Regions from separate parts of the Homo sapiens genome. Here region 2 is linked to region 1. Evidence: read pairs that join two places in POLR2A ChIA-PET (ENCODE). Cell type or tissue: Panc1. All regions are shown on one strand. Each heading gives the region's core, and the rest is flanking DNA. Links, peaks and the distances in the headings are about the cores only.

Region 1 (8,343 bases), core at 56-8,055:
AAGATAAATGAAACAAAAAGCTGGTTCTTTGAAAAGATAAATAAAATTGATAGCCCATTAGAAAAGAAGAGAGAAGATCCAAATACACTCAATTAGAAATGGAACAGGAGATATTACAACTGACACCACAGAAGTACAAAAGATTATTCAAGGCTACTATGAACAGCTTTATACACATAAACTAGAAAACCTAGAGGAGATGGATAAGTTCCTGGAAATATAAAATCCTCCTAGATTAAACCAGGAAAATATAGAATGTCTGAACAGACCAGTAACAAGCAGTGAGCTTGAAATGGTAATTTTTAAAATGCCAATTTAAAAAGGTCCAGGACCAGACGGATTCACAGCTGAATTCTATCAGATATTCAAAGAAGAATTGGTACCAGTCCTATTAACACTGTTCTAAAAGATAGAGAAAGAGGGAGTCCTCCCTAAGTCATTCTATGAAGCCAGTATCACCCTAATACCAAAACCAGCAAAGGACATAACAAAAAAAGAAAACTACAAACCAATATCCCTGAGGAACATAGATGGAAAAATACTCAACAAAATACTAGCTAACCAAATCCAACAGCATATCAAAAAGATAACCCACCATGATCAATTGGGTTTTATACCAGGGATGCACGGATGGTTTAACATACATAAGTCAATAAATGTGATACACCACATAAACAGAATTAAAGACAAAAATCACATGATCATCTCAATAGATGAAGAAAAAACATTTGAGAAAATCCAGCAATACTTTATGATTAAAGATCTCAGCAAAATTGGGATAGAAGGGACATACCTTAAGGTAATAAAAGCCATCTATGACAAACCCTCAGCCTACATTATACTAAACAGGGAAAAGTGGACAGCATTCCCCCTGAGAACTGGAACAAGACAAGGATGCCCACTTTCACCATTTCTATTCAACAGAGTACTAGAAGTTCTAGCCAGAGCAATCAGAGAAGAGAAAGAAAGAAAGGGCATCTAAATTGGTAAAGAGAAAGTCAAACCATCGTTGTTTGCTGATGATATGATCATATACTTAGAAACCCTAGGGACTCATTCAAAAAGCTCCTAGAACTGGTAAATGAATTCAGCAAAATTTCAGGATATAAAATTAATGTACACGTATCAGTAGCTCTGTTACATACCAACAGTGACCAAGCTGAAAATCAAATCAAGAACTCAACACCTTTCACAATAGCTGCAAAAAAAATTAAAATACTTAGGAATATACCTAACCAAGGAGGTGAAATACCTCTACTAGGAAAACTACAAAACACTGCTGACAGAAATCATAGACAACACAAATGGAAACACAGCCCATGCTCATGAATGTGTAGAATCAATATTGTGAAAATGACCATACTGCCAAAAGCAATCTACAAATTCAATGCAATTCCCATCAAAATGCCACCATCATTCTTCGCAGAATTAGGAAAAAAAAAATCCTAAAATTCATATGGAACCAAAAAAGAGCCCACATAGTTAAAGCAAGACTAAGCGAAAATAACAAATCTTTAATAGATGTTGGTGTGGATGTGGTGAAAAGGGAACACTTTTACACTGTTGGTGGGAATGTAAACTAGTACAACCACTGTGGAAAACAGTGTGAAGATTCCTTAAAGAACTAAAAGTAAATCAACCATTTGATCCAGCAATCCCACTATTGGGTATCTACCCAAAAGAAAAGAAGTCATTATATGAAAAAGATACTTGCACACACGTTTATAGCAGCACAATTTGCAATTGCAAAATTACGGAACTAGCCCAAATGCCCATCAGTCAATAAGTGGATAAAGAAAATGTGGCATATATATACCATGTACTACTACTCAGCCATAAAAAGGAACAAAATGACGGCATTTGCAGCAACCTGGATGGAATTGGAGACTATTACTCTAAGTGAAGCAACTCAGGAATGGAAAACCAAACATTGTATGTTCTCACTCATGTATGGGAACTAAGCTATGAGGATGCAAAGGCATAAAAATGATACACTGGACTTTGAGGACATGGGGGAAAGGGTGGGGGTGGTGAGGGATAAAAGACTACACAATGGGTACAGTGTACACTGCTTAGGTGATGGGTGCACCAAAATCTCAGAAATTACCACTAAAGAACTTATTCATGTAATCAAACACCACCTGCTCCCCAAAAACCTATTGAAATAAAAAAAAATAAAATTAAATAAATTTGAAAAAGAAAAAATAAATGGAGTAGACACCACTTAGGATGGCTGCCTGACTCCAATTCACTTTTCTCTGAAAACTCTCCCAATACACAGTGGTTGCTGCCAACCACCCTGTCTGTGGTAAGGAGCCCTGCCTCCTGCTAGAGTCAGTAAATATTTAACTCAAACTCAGCCAGTCGAATTTTGTGCCAGGATTGTGTAATTTGGAGCTGAGAATCTAGAAACGTATGAACCTACAAAGTGGAAATTATGGGCCCCTCAGTGTATCAGTAGAAGCACTCTATGGGGACAGCCACGAGCCCCTGAGTGGAAAACCTTGGAGCTGCCTTGGTTCCCCTTCCAATAAGTTCTTCCGTGATTCCATTCCGTGAGCGGTTCATTGCAACATACTCCAACTGGAGAAACAAACAAAAGGATAAACATAAACAAATCCAGGAAGATGCAAATCAACCTATTCCTGCAAGTCTCCTCACTACGGAGAGGGGCAGTGCCATGAGCAGTAATAAAATTGATGACTTTATGTTCACCCTTTCTGGGGGCTGAGATTCAGGGTGATCATATAGTGTATTTTCTAAACTAGATCACTTAGCAAGTAAAAGTGCACTATTAATTATGTTGGAATAGGAGCTGCAGTCTGACATACGAGGACAAATGGTCACTCTTCCCAGACTGCACCTGATGCATCTTCCTCAATCCAAAATCTGTGGTAGAAATAAACCAATGTGGACCTATTTTCAACAGGTAGCTGCAAACCAAAGACAAAGGAGGGCTTACAAATGATGACCTTGTCTAGGAAAATTTCTATGTGAAGGAGTCTGCAGAAAGATGCAGGAAAGCGTAACTCCCATGAAATGAATAAAAAGCAGAAGCACACAGGCCTAGCTGAAGGCAAATCAGAAAAGGAAGCTGGAGGTTTTAAGTCTGTCTGGCAGGAAGAGTTGCTTTCTGCACTGCACCAGAGCTGAAAATGGCTGCTCCATTGTTCAAAATCGTTGTTCAACACTGTTCAACACCATTTTACTTTCTGTAAACACAGCGACACTCTTCCTGGCAAGTTTCACGGTGTGAGCTTTCCAATTTTACATCCAATATTCTGCGGTTTGCACATGCACATGAGCTAGCTAGAATTCAGGGTGGGGTGTAAAACAGAGACAAAAACCACAGCAATGCTCTAAGGAAGTCCCATCCAGTTCAGAGCTGTCCTGTGCAGCTGTCTCCCGAAGGCGCCCAGCAGGGCAGTGTGCCCAGGCTTTCTAACTTGTGACTTCTGGTAACACAGGAGAGAACATCTCCTATAGTGGAAGGTCTCTGATGAAAAAGATCCACAACCAACCCAGAAAATAATGTTCTTGAGGTAATCAAGGAAAAGATGACATTTCAAAAAGACTGAATACATGATATAGCTTGAGAAAAGAATACTGGCTTCTCTTTCTTTTTTTTTTTTTGTAAATAATTAATTCTTGTTCAAGGAGACATGCAGTAGAATTCCACAATAGATAATTAAGATGGTCTGTAGTTGATGAAAACAAATGGAAAAATGATAATTGTAATAAAAATAGGATTCTATATTGAGCACTTATGATGTTCCAGAGACCGTATTAAGCATGCTAGTTTAGTGCCTTATTGCTCACAGTGGTGAGAAGATGTAATATCTGCATTTTACAAGTGAGGAGACATTAAGTTCGCATAGCCAGTGAACGATAGGTAGAGCTGGTTTGAATTCGCATCTGGCCAGTCCAAAGGAGTGTTGATCATCATTCCACACTACCACAGAGTCTTAGCTCAGACAGGGATCTAAGCAGAAGCTTCTCAGAGCCCCATGTGTGCACACTGTACACTTAAGTCAGTGAACTGTGCAGTAGGCATTACAGGCCCTGTGAAGAGGACTCTTAATGGGTAATGTATTAATTGGATATTACTCCAAAAGCAATGTGCACTTAATGTCAGTAAATTAGAATCCCATTTACAGTAAGTATAATTAACCCACTGAATATCCATTACTAGCCAGCTTTCTGCAGAGAAAGATCATTTTATAAAATGTCTTTTTTTTTTTTTTTTTTGGAGACAGAGTCTAGCTCTGTCACCAGGCTGGAGTGCAGTGGCGTGATCGCAGCTCACTGCAACCTCCACCTCCTGGGTTCAAGCGATTCTCCTGCCTCAGCCTCCCTAGTAGCTGGGACTACAGGCACCCACCACCACGTCCAGCTAATTTTTGTATTTTTAGTAGAGACGGGGTTTCACCATGTTAGCCAGGATGATCTTGTTCTCCTGACCTCGTGATCCACCCGCCTCAGCCTCCCAAAGTGCTGGGATTACAGGTGTGAGCCACCGTGCCTGGCCTAAAATGTAATTTTTTTATAAATACACTTTTTGTTTCTAGGAGCCTACAGCTAATATTAAAATATTTTTAAGCAACTGTCAAGCAGCAGGTTCAATAAGTCTCCTATTCAGTAGGAGGGTGGAACTTTCTTTGTACTTAGTGTAAGTAAACTAAGTATGATTTTCAAACTCTACATGGAAAATGGCTTTTCCCTGCTTACATCAAACAAGTAGACAATTTATCAACATATCACTTCTGATTACTTCACATTTGAGCGAGAGCCAAGGTTTAAAACCCCAGTCTGAGGAATGCATACATACTCTCTGACAGTGGAATGAAGGAAAGGTATACCATTCTGACTTTAGTATACGTCCCCAGGAACGTGTTTACACTGAGAAGCATGTGGTATGATGAAGGTCACTTGGCAGTTTGGCCCTTTCTTCTCTTTGGCAGTGGGAGGCCATGAGAGCCGGAATTCTCACGAGCAGCAGCGGCCCTGTGGCCCTCAGCAGAGGGACTGACTGGAAGCAGATGTGGCACAAGTCTCCCCATGCGGCTTCACTGTTGACTCTCAGGACATCTACCCTGGGGACTTCCCGCACCAAGAAGACCCTGAGGTGAGATAAATAGGCATCTTTCTTTCAACGAATTAAACAAAAGTGGATAACTTGATGGAGTAGCTGGAAGTCAATGCCACTTGCTTTTAGAAATGTGGCCTTATAAAGTGTAGGTGAATTGGAACATCTGGAAATATTTTTGAAAATAAATCACTGCTCAACTGAAACATTAAATAGCTTTTTTTATTTTTTATTTTTTTTGGCAAGTGATCTATCTTAGCATTACTTAGAAATGAACTCCTGGCAAACCACAAACTTAATGCTCTCCAATGAGATCAGCACGTAATTTGTTGTATTCTTAGGATTACTGTGCTTGAACTATTTCAAGAGTTTGGCCTGGCAGGAAATGAGTTTAGGGTGAAGCGGGGATGACAGGCACTACAATTTCTCTTAGTAGATTTTTATCAATCAGTGTTCATAATGGAGACCTGCATAAAGTCAGGAAACTTTACAGGAAATTGTCTGTATATACTTGGTTAAGAATCTTATTCCCATAAAGCCACAGTTAAAGTAAAAAACATGTGAAAAGCCATATTTGATGGAAGTAGAGACACTCTATAAAAAGAAACAGGAAAGCCCCAGAGTGGAATTAAACACACAAACTCACATTTACTTCAAAGAAAATAGAATAACTGTGTCAAGACCTCATACGATGGGAATCTCCTCTTTGCAGAAAAAGCAATGCTTCCTGTTTTGGGTTTTCATTATGTTTCTATAAATCCCTGAGAACAGAAAGGTGATTTCTGATCATTCTTCAACTACCATGTTTATGATAAAAGGCGACATTTCTGTGTGTGTGTGTGTGCATGTGTGTGTGTTCTTCTCCGTGAAATGCTTTGGCCAACACAAAAAATTAGTGATATAGCAAAATATTTTTGTGTGTGTAAAAATAAAAAAAATCATAAACAAAATGATACCAACTATAGTAACGATGCGAAGATATGCTAACATGAGAACAGCAGGGAAAAGGTGTTTACAAACAAATGAGCCAGGGGCCTCTAGGAGGGGCTGAGGAAAATTGTATTGACATTATTTTGTTTATGTATTTTTAAATTAATAGCCCTTTAGAAGATCTTAGGAGTACTCTGCAGACTAACATGTATTCTGGAATTTCCTCTGTAAAGAACTCTGATCAGCAAGAATTATAGGTGTTTTTCTGTCTGTGTAGGAGCATTTCTTCAATGATTCATTTCATTGTTTTGAGAACCTCAATGAATTGGTAAGAAAATATTTAAGATGGATAAGAACTAATTTTCTTAGGAAGAAGAAAACATTTCTGGAAACTTGGAAACCCCATTGAGCATGTGTAAGGAAGTGAAATAATCTTTCATAACGTGTATACCAGTAAGACACAGAATGATATTGTCCTTTGTTAAAAGGTGGCAGGAAGGATTCCTACCTCACTGCTGAAGGAATATCTCACAGTCTAAACAGATGGTTTAATCTGTCCTCCTCAGTAGAACATTTACCAGTAATAACGTTAATTGGCACCAACCATCTACATGACAGTCTAACTTCAGAGAACAGTGTGATTTTATTTATGTGTCCCTAAGAATGTCTTTATTCTAAAATTCAGAGTGTACTGCAATTTTGTAAGTGGCTTTGATCCCACGTTGCTTCGATCTAAGTGAGTTCACCCATCAGATCTGAGAACTTATGTCCAGCACTGACTTTACTTCAAAACATTTCCACATCTATCTGGGGTCTTTCACCAGAGACCTTTAAAACCGAGATGAAAATCTATTTTAATACACTGAAATGTATTTGACTTTAGCAAATTTAAATGTATTAGTGGTCAAATTGTCATTTGTTTCACTTAGGCTGATTTCCTCTGTCTAGTTATCTGCTAACTCTGAAAATATTTGTCAACAGAAATATTAACTAGCATTTATTGAATGCTAAACCAAATGATAAGAAAATTGCTATAACTGGCTGGGCATGATGGCTCATGCCTGTAATCCCAGCATTTTGGAAGGCCAAGGCAAGTGGATCGCTTGAGCCCAGGAGTTTGAGACCAGCCTAGGCAACATAGTGACATTGTCTCTACAAAAAACAAACAAAAAATTAGCCAGGTGTGGGGTCATGCCTGTAGTCCCAAGTACTCAGTAGGCTGATGTGGAAGGATAGCTTGAGCCCAGGAGGCAGAAGTTGTGGTGAGCCGAGATTGTACCACTGTGCCAGCCTGGGCAACGTAGTGAGACCCTGTCTCAAAAAAATTGCTATAACTGAGTATTAAATTTAGCCAACACAAAAATATCGGGGGAACTAGCCCCCGATAATTCAACATAGGTTCTTTTCTATTTTCCCTACATGTTGGCCGGTCTGAGAAATAAAGGGAAAGAGTACAAAAGAGAGAAATTTTAAAGCTGGGTGTCCGGGGGAGACATCACATGTCGGCAGGTTCCGTGATGCCCCCTGAGCTGTAAAACCAGCAAGTTTTTATTAGCAATTTTCAAAGGGGAGGGAGTGTACAAATAGGGTGTGGGTCACAGAGATCACATGGTTCAAGGGCAACAAAAGATCACAAGGCAGAAGGTCAGGACGAGATCACAAGGTCAGGGCAAAACTAGAATTACTAATGAAGTTCCACGTCCCACTGTGCACGCATTGTCATAAACATCTTAACAGGGTTCAAGAGCAGAGAACCGGTCCGACTAGAATTTGCCAGCCTGGAATTTCCTAATCCTAGCAAGCCTGGGGGTGCTGCAGGAGGCCAGGGCATGTTTCATCCCTTATCTGCAACTGCACAAGGCAGACACCCCCCAGAGTGGCTATTTTAGAGGCCCCCCTCTGCCGGGGAATGCATTCTTTTCCCAGGGCTGTTAATTATTAATATTCCTTACCAGGGAAAAAAGTCAGTGATATTTCTCTTACCCGTTTTTGGTAATAAGAGAAATATGGCTGTCCTGCCTGGCCCACAGGCAGCCAGACTTTAAGGTTATCTCCCTTGTTCCCTGAAAATTGCTGTTATCCTGTTCTTAAGGTGGCCAGATTTCATATTGTTCAAACAAAAATGCTTTACGAACAACTTGTGCAGTTAACGCAATCATCACAGGGTCCTGAGGCGACATACATCCTCAGCTTACGAAGATGACAGGATTAAGAGATTAAAGTAAAGACAGGCATAGGAAATTATAAGAATATTGATTGGGGAAGTGATCAATGTCCATGAAATCTTCACAGTTTATGTTCAGAGACTGCAGTAAAGACAGGCGTAA
Region 2 (8,343 bases), core at 85-8,084, 330 kb before region 1:
AACCTTTAAGAAGGAAAGATCATAATTCCTCTGCACATAGGTAATTTCCAAATTCCCAAGGACCACCTCACAGTTATTGAACATCCTCTGGAGGCTGAGAAAATGATCTTCAAAAGTGCCCAACTGCGTGAGCTTGTTACTCGTGCCTTGGCAAACTGGAAGAAAAAGACAGATATCACATGAAATACTGAGAAATGCAGAAAAACTAAAATAAAACAATCCCTCAAGGTCCAGGTATTAAGGGTAGCAGTTTCTTCACTCTCTCCACACAGAGACTCACCCATTCCTGCCCAGGTCATCTGGGCGCAAAGCTTACTAACTTAGTGAGCTTTAGTGACTGATAATACAAATTCTCACTAAAGGACACAGCAAAGAAATTTGTGATAAAAGATCTTTAAGTTTATATAAGGTGCAATTCATAATAAGAGATAGCTTGTCCCTATAATGCATTGAATTGCATTAAAATGCCAAAATAAAAAAATGTTGAAATTTAAAGGGGTGGGTGGTAGATGAAAATTCTATGAAAATCTTGAAGACAGGATTAACCTGTAAGAGCTCCAGTAGGCAAAAAATAAATTTCACAAGGTATTTCACGAATATAACTGTAGGGTTGAGTTAATAACTATATAATGAACTTTTTACTTCTCAAAAATATTGTGAGTCACATTGTTGTGCGTGCAATGAATGTTTACAAACATAACATACACTGGGCAGTAGTGTACACAACACTACACCTAAAATCAGGGACAAAAGTGTAAATTAAAAACCTAACTGGCTGGAGATTAAAAATATTATTCAAATGAATGCATCAAAGAATAAATCAAAGGTCTAACTGTAGAATATTCAGAAAATAACAAACATCAAAATACAACATTTAAAAACACTCTCAGCTAGTGAGAAACCCACACATCCCTATGCTCGTCCACACTCCATGTTGATCCACCCAGCACAGGCGGAGGCACAGTTACTTCCCTCACCACCAGCATACAATCTTGTATGCTTGAGTTCCTAATGTTTCAAGGCATCAAACTTAATCCAAGAAAAAATTTTAAATTAAGGGACAAAGTTGGACCATAGAAATGGACGTGGTGATCCATTTTTAAAAGCAAAGGAGAGGTTTATAATAAAGTTGTATTTACAGAACTAGTTCTTTGAAAGGCATGTTTAGGCAAGCATAACAAAAGAGAGTCTTGGGCCTTTTGAGGCAGAGAGTGTGTAAAGGGACTATAATTTGAACCCAAATTATCTTAAGAGTGAAGAAATATGGCCTCTGGCTTTGGATGTTGGATTGAGCCTTGGCCAGGTTCTTCCTCATCTGCAAAGGCACTTCTGCAATCACAGTAACCAGGTGGTAGAGCACAAACCATGGCCAAAATCAATACACTGGCACTTTCTTCAATGCTTTTTACATGTGCATTTCTATTTTACAGGCTTCTTTGTTCCTTCCCCATGGGAATGATTCTAAAGAGTATCATTGGACTGTCTGCCCTCTCAATGAGCCATGGAAATGAGCACATGTTCAGACAGCACATAACCAACCCAAAGCACTTACACAAACATTAAACATGAAGCAATCTTCACATCCTCTTTAACTCTGTGGGGATTTCCCTGTTCTTCCCTTCTGTGTTCTCATTCAATTTCAGTGATAATGATAGCTTTCACATGGGAACCATGACAGTTGACAAGATGGAGTCCCTCTCTCCTATCACCAGGGGCAGAATTATTCCATCATTTTTCCAACCATAACTCTGGATTGACCCAGCGTCTCTGGTCTGCTTTTCCTCAGGAGTATGGGGGAAATGAGGTTGCTCTGAATGCAACCTCAAGTTGGAACAATTGTGTGGTTGTCGGCTACACATGCAGATAGGGCTAAACTGATTTCCCAATTCTAAGGTTCTTAAAGATGTCAGCACTGATGTAGGTACCAGGTTGTGACAATAACATGTGGCCTTTCGGTTGGCACACCTTGGAATAAAAGCTGCTTTCCCAGCTGACAGACTATGGCCTCTAACTCTCATTCCAACTAGATTGGCTGTCGTCCAGGTAGCCGCAAGTGTTAGTTGGGCCCCTCGTGCCAAACAGATGAACAGGGTCAGCTAGAACCTAGGGCTGGAACACGTTGCAGAAGAGTTTCCTCAGGATGCAGAGAGATGAAAACAGGCAGCTGCTTTCATTTTAAATAATCAAGGACGTCAGCTTGCAAGTTTCTCTCAGCTGAACCAAAGAATTTTTATTATTCAATCACAGAGTAAGTAACTTTTGTCAGTAAAATAAAGGAAAACATGCCATTTAAGATTAATCTATTATAGAAAACAGTATTTTAAAAAAACTGTACTTGTGCTTTTATTTATTTATTCAAAAAGTGCTAAATAAGCCCCAAATGACCCCCCAAAAGCCCCTTCAGGGCTTATTTAGCACTTTTTGAATAAATGAATAAAAGCACAAGTATTAGAAGCACTTCATTATCTATGAGGATAATGACCCTTCATTGTCTACAATTAGCATGTATAACTTTTATATTCAGAAAAAGATCCTGTATTTGGGAGACAGTAACAACATTACATATTCTTGATGTAAATCTTAATTCACAAAACATTTTGGGAAGCAACTGGACAATTTGTTTAAACAAGTAAGTATGCTTAAATTCTACGTCATGATGATTCCACTTTGGGAAACGTATTCTGAGGAAACAGACCTTATGCAGAATGTTGCTCATTAATTTTGTTAATAATGGAAAAAATTGCAAAGAAACTTAAATGCCCAATTACCCAACATGTCTATACTTGAGAATAAGAAGGCAGTTGATATGCTATTTGATTCAATATAAGGCATGTCAATCTTGAATACTATCCTGGGTTAATTACTAAAGTATCAAAAGAAAACACATAAGGTTGTTTCTTCTGAGGCTTTCCCCTGTCACATACCCAAAAGGAGACAGCAGCATTTAACTGAAATCTAGGATGAGGATCACAATGACTTGGTCTAGGTTTTCTAATTAAAACAAGGTATGATCTTGGTTCCATCCTTATACCAAATATCTCATGTTAGAAATATAAAGCAATGAGAAAATTTAATGTGAGACCACTTATATGAGTAAATTACTTAAAAATTACAGTCACAAATTAGGTAGATTTAAGACAAAACTGCAAAGAGCAAGAGGTTTTTAATTAATTTAAGATAAGGTTTTTGTTTAGCCACTTCCTCATTGGGTGACCTTGAAGTACTTCTCCAAGCTCTCTGTGCCATGCTTTCCTCAAATATGAAAATGGTGACAATAACGTTGATCTCTGCTGTGGTTTGAATGTGTTTTCCAAAGTGCGTTTATTGGAAACTTAATCACCAATGCAACAGTGTTGAGAGGTGGAAACTTTAAGAGGTATTATAATTAGGTCATGAGAGCTGTGCCCTAAGGAATGGATTAATGCCATTCATGTAAGAATGGGTTAGCTATCACGGGAGTGAGTCCCTGATAAAAGGATGAGTTAAACCCGCTTTTTCTCTTCCCCACCACCTCACATGCATGCTCTCTTGACCTTCCACCATAGATTGACACAGCATGAAGGCCCTCACCAGCTGCCAAGCAGATGCCAATGCCATGCTCTTGGACTTCCCAGCCACCAGAACCATGAGCCAAATACATTTATTTTCTTTATAAATTACCCAGTCTGTGATATGGGTATAGCAACATAAAATTAACTAAGACAACCTCCCAGAAATGTTTTGAAGATTGAAAAAATATATAAGCTTTTGACTTTCTTTTATTAAAGTTAACTATTGAGAATGCAACAGAAACATAACATAACATGCATCTGGACCCACGTTAGGGGATGTCAGCCACTCTATATTGTCTTAAGTTATTGTCTAAACTGAGATGTTTGGATCTGCATATGGACTTACTCAAATGTTGGCCATTAAACACAGTTACTTTATAGAATATTTATCAAACCAGAAAAGAAAGAAGAAAGAAAAATGAATACATAGTACTTTAAGGATTACATAAAAATATTTATTTAAGACTAGGTATTTCAGTAGTTGATTCAAAGAAAGAGTTGATATTACTTTAAGTCTATACATTTGAAAACCAGACAATTAAAAGTATTTGCATCAAGTTCCATACAAAATGCTAGTGGTTTGCCTTACCCTTTGCAAATCTGAAGACAAATTCTACTGCATCAAGAGCAGCAGGCCCTATGACTTAGGACTTCAAAGCACTAACTTTTTGTCCTAAAATTTTATTATGATTTATAAATGTATAGAAAAGCTGAAAGAATTGTACCGCAAACATCCTTATGTTAGCATTTTACTACATTCACCTTATCACATATCTATTTTTCTGTCTGTCAGATATGGTCCTCTAGTCTGCCTTTGGATGCATTTTAAAGTAAAGTAGAGATATCACTATACTTCACATTGGTATATCACTAACCAGAGTTCAATATTAGTTTGCAGTCATCATTGTTGTTTTTAAGGTAACATCCACAAACTGTGAGAGGATTAATCTTAAGTGTAGCATTTGATGAGCTTTAACAAATGCACATGCTGGAGTAATCTGAATTCCTGTCATGATCGAAACCCTAACTGTCATCCCTCATGCCCCTCCCAGTCGATCCCTGCCCCCATACACCAGAGGCAACTGCTGTCCTGATCCATTTTCACTACAGAATAGCTTTGCTTGCTTTAGAACATAGATGGACTCACACCACACTGTCCTCTTGAGCAAGCCTTATGTCACAGCACAGTAGTTTTGAGGTTCATCTCTGTTGTTGTGCTCCACTTGGCTGTCAGGGGCAGGTTCAGGAAAGTGGATATACGAAGTTATCTGTGCATTCTTGTTGGACATCTAGGGCGGGCCGGTGGTCTCGTTATTATTTTTCTTGAGAAACTCCTCACTTTATTTTAACTGAAAATAAAAGCAATCTGCCTCCTTTAAGTTTTTAAATGCCTCTGGTTTTGTAGGGTAGGCCCTGTGGCCTTCCTCTGCTATTATGGGGTGTATACCACTCTGCCCACAAGCCTGGGCAAATCTATATTACTTATTAAGACACAGTATTAGAACAAGTTTCTCCAGATTTGCCCAAATCCACTTAGACACTTAGAATCGTCTAAGTAAACTATAATTGTTTTAATTTGTTGTTTTCTTAGCTATGCATTAAAGGCTGCTGAGGTATGAGCTGGGCTGTTGTCAGTCTCTCCCCTTGGCCTCCAAGTTGTCTCTGCTTCCATCCCCAGCCCAGATCTTCGCATCTTTGCTTCCTTTGCATCTTCGAGGTACGCTTAAAGGCCTACCCTCTAGAAAAGCCTGTTCTGCAACTACATTAGCTTAAGTACCCACCATTACATCTGTCACATTATCCTGCATTCTCTGCTCCCTGGCAGTGATCACTACTTATTATTAAGTAGGAATAACTTAATAATAATCATGAAATTATTATTTGCCTATGAATTTGTTATCCATCTTTCCCTACCAGATATACAGATGGTCCTCAACTTTCCATAGGGTTATGTCCTGATAAACCCACCCTAAATTGAAAATAGCAGTCGAAAATGGCATTTTGTAGACATGATAGGATTCAAAAACACAAAACACAATATCCCCAAAATGCTGGTGACACAGTCCACTGTATAGTATCAGCTGTTTAGCCTCTTGATTGCATGGCTGACTGGGAGCTCTGGCTCCCAGCCATTGCCTGGCATCGCAAGAAAGTAACATATCAGACATCAACTAACCCAAGAAAAGATAAAAAATTCAACATTAGAAGTATGGTTTCCATTGAATGTGCATTGCTTTCACACCATCGTAAAGTCAAAAAATCTTAAGTCAAACTGTAGTAAGCTGGGGAGTGTCTGTAAGGATGTGTGTGTGTGTGTGTACACATATGTGTATATATAGATAGCTTATTGGACCTACTGGTATGAAATGCACACACACATGTTGGATTTATATTTTTGTTGTGAAAGCAATGGATGGCCATGTGACCAAAGTCTTGGATGACTTGTCCTGGGTTTCTCTGCCTTTCTCGTTTCCGTGTGCCTGAGGGAGATAGAGGAGGAGGTGGGCTGTATGGGAAGAGTGACAGTCCTTGCCACTTTCTGGTTGGTCATTATAAAATATTTCTAGCTTAGTCATATATTTAATTAGGCTTTAAAGGCCAGAGGAGGATTTTTTTCCCGCTTTCTTGCTGAAAGATTTAAGAAAATCTCAAATAAGATGAATGGATAGTTCATTTATAGGATGAACTTAAAAATATGTAAGGAAAATATAGCGAGTTTGCCAGAGGTTTCATTGAATCAGGACCGGTCATTTCTTTTGCTATACTAAAATCTCAAAGTGAACATGTATACACATCTCAAATGTGCTCAAATGCACGGAAGCATGACAGGAGGAAGATACACCGTGTTGTTAACAATGACCTTTTCTGAATGGTAAATTTCTGGGTGTTTTTCTTATTTACTCTTCATAGTTTTTGTGTTTTTATGTTTTCCATAGTGACCATGTATTACTTTATGCTAAAAAATTACCAAAAATTTAAAAAAATCTGTAAAAAATTTACAAAAATCAGTGTTAAAGAAGGCTAAAGAAGGCTATCTTAAAAAATACATTCCTTAAAAATTGAGAAATAATCATGTACATCTATGAAGACACTCAATTTACCACATAAAAAAATTTTATAAATTGTGACTATAGAACTAGACTAGTCTATGAAATTGATTTAAACCACACAATAGTTTGTAATAATGGAAACTAGAAAACCTATAGTTGTGAGTCATAATGAAATAAGTGGTTAAACCAAAGTAAATACACTTATTTAAATTTTCATTGTGGGTTTAATCAAAACTTTTGTGGGATGGAAAAAGTCATAATTTTGAAGACAACTTTTATTCACAAAGCAAATTTTATGTTTTTTCCTCAGTTGTTCCTTATTTTACCCTATTTTATTCCACAACTAATAAATAGTTCTTAACTGATAGGCATCCAAAGATACCTGTCAAACTGAATGTGAATCTATATTGGAACTTGAAAATACACATGTGATACTCAAAAAGTCCTTTTGAATTTCTGACAATCTTCCATGTACATTATAATATGCCTTCTGGACTAAACATGCCAAGCTGCGGCATGCCCAGCACAGCTGCAAACTCATGTATCTCTAATTAAGTTAACAAGCAGAAGACTTGAAAATAACATCTCTTTATTTTGAGTTAGGGAACAGAATACCCAAACTGGTGGACTTCCAACCCCATGATTCTCCTTCTAGCCATTAAAAGAATCCAAAGCCAAGCTTGTGATTTGTAAAATATACACTAAGTAGAGTGAGAATACCTCTTGGGAGTTCCCACCCTCTTGGGAGTTCACTGATGCTTCTGATCACAGGAAGGCCAGTTCACAAGGGACTGTGGAATATGCTTCCAGTGACATCATCAAACTTCTACAGTGTGAAGATTGTGATGGTACCATTATGGGATGATCTCTAGCCAGTTATCTCAACATGCTGGGTCTCAGTGCTCAGTGTACTCTGATTGACATGGGGCCAGCTCGGCGAATTTCACAGGGCAGTTGTGAGCAGTACTGAGATCATGGACATGAAAGGGCCTCAGAAATCATAGATCTCTCTAAATATGGAGCATGACACTGAGGCTTCACATGGCAGCAACTATTGCAATCTATTTCTGCCTATGTGCCTTCAATGATAACTGTTTTACCTTCATTGGTTTTTAAACTAATAATCTTAAATCACTTTCCATTTTTTATGGGCAACTGAATGGCTAGTAAATCAGAAATGAATTTGACCTGTTATTGGACTATAAGAAACAAAATTGGGCTAAAAAAGATTTCAGAAAGCAATACCCGTTGATCTGTTATGTATTCAATACAATAGTTTCATTTTGAGTCCCTACTGTGTGCCGGGCAGCACCCTTTGCCCTGGCAGGCAGTTTCTCATAACGTTTCCATTTTAAACACAAGGACACACAGGAAACAAGGCTTTTGGACGGAGGAAGGCAGATGATTTACCTGGAACTGAACCTGGATATGGCTGGGGTGGGCCTCACTGTGTCCTGAATCCTGGAACTGGACCTGCATGTGGCTGGGGTGGGCCTCGCTGAGTCCTGAGTCCTGGAACTGGACCTGTGTGTGGCTGGGGTGGGCCTCACTGAATCCTGAGTCCTGGAACTGGACCTGGATGTGGCTCGGGTGGGCCTCACTGTGTCCTGAATCCTGGAACTGGACCTGCATGTGGCTGGGGTGGGCCTCGCTGAGTTCTGAGTCCTGGAACTGTATCTGTGTGTGGCTGGGGTGGGCCTTGCTGAGTCCTGACTCCTGAGCAGGGGACATTGGAGAAAGGA

What was found. ChIA-PET counts read pairs that join two places held together with the same protein. Peaks named below come from ENCODE experiments on the same cell type or tissue, not always from the same donor. Only the 100,000 strongest peaks of a DNase experiment are listed, where the experiment ranks them.
Region 2: POLR2A ChIA-PET joins it to region 1 with 6 read pairs; 3 of 35 experiments call an interaction of 5 or more read pairs at or near these places.

The regions. Positions count from the first base shown.
Region 1 is chr7:54,808,615-54,816,957 of GRCh38, reverse strand. LOC124901636 (a long non-coding RNA gene) reads left to right here and starts at 4,825. Exons shown (of 2, transcript XR_007060327.1): 1 at 4,825-5,125. In Panc1, for the core only: no CTCF peak of the experiment used is centred there; no DNase peak of the experiment used is centred there.
Region 2 is chr7:55,134,098-55,142,440 of GRCh38, reverse strand. EGFR (epidermal growth factor receptor) reads right to left here. Exons shown (of 28, transcript NM_005228.5): 2 at 4-155. Among named protein-coding and RNA genes, the nearest start is that of EGFR-AS1, 51 kb to the left of the region's middle. RefSeq lists an enhancer at 1,391-1,460. In Panc1, for the core only: no CTCF peak of the experiment used is centred there; no DNase peak of the experiment used is centred there; H3K27ac peaks cover 4,727 bases.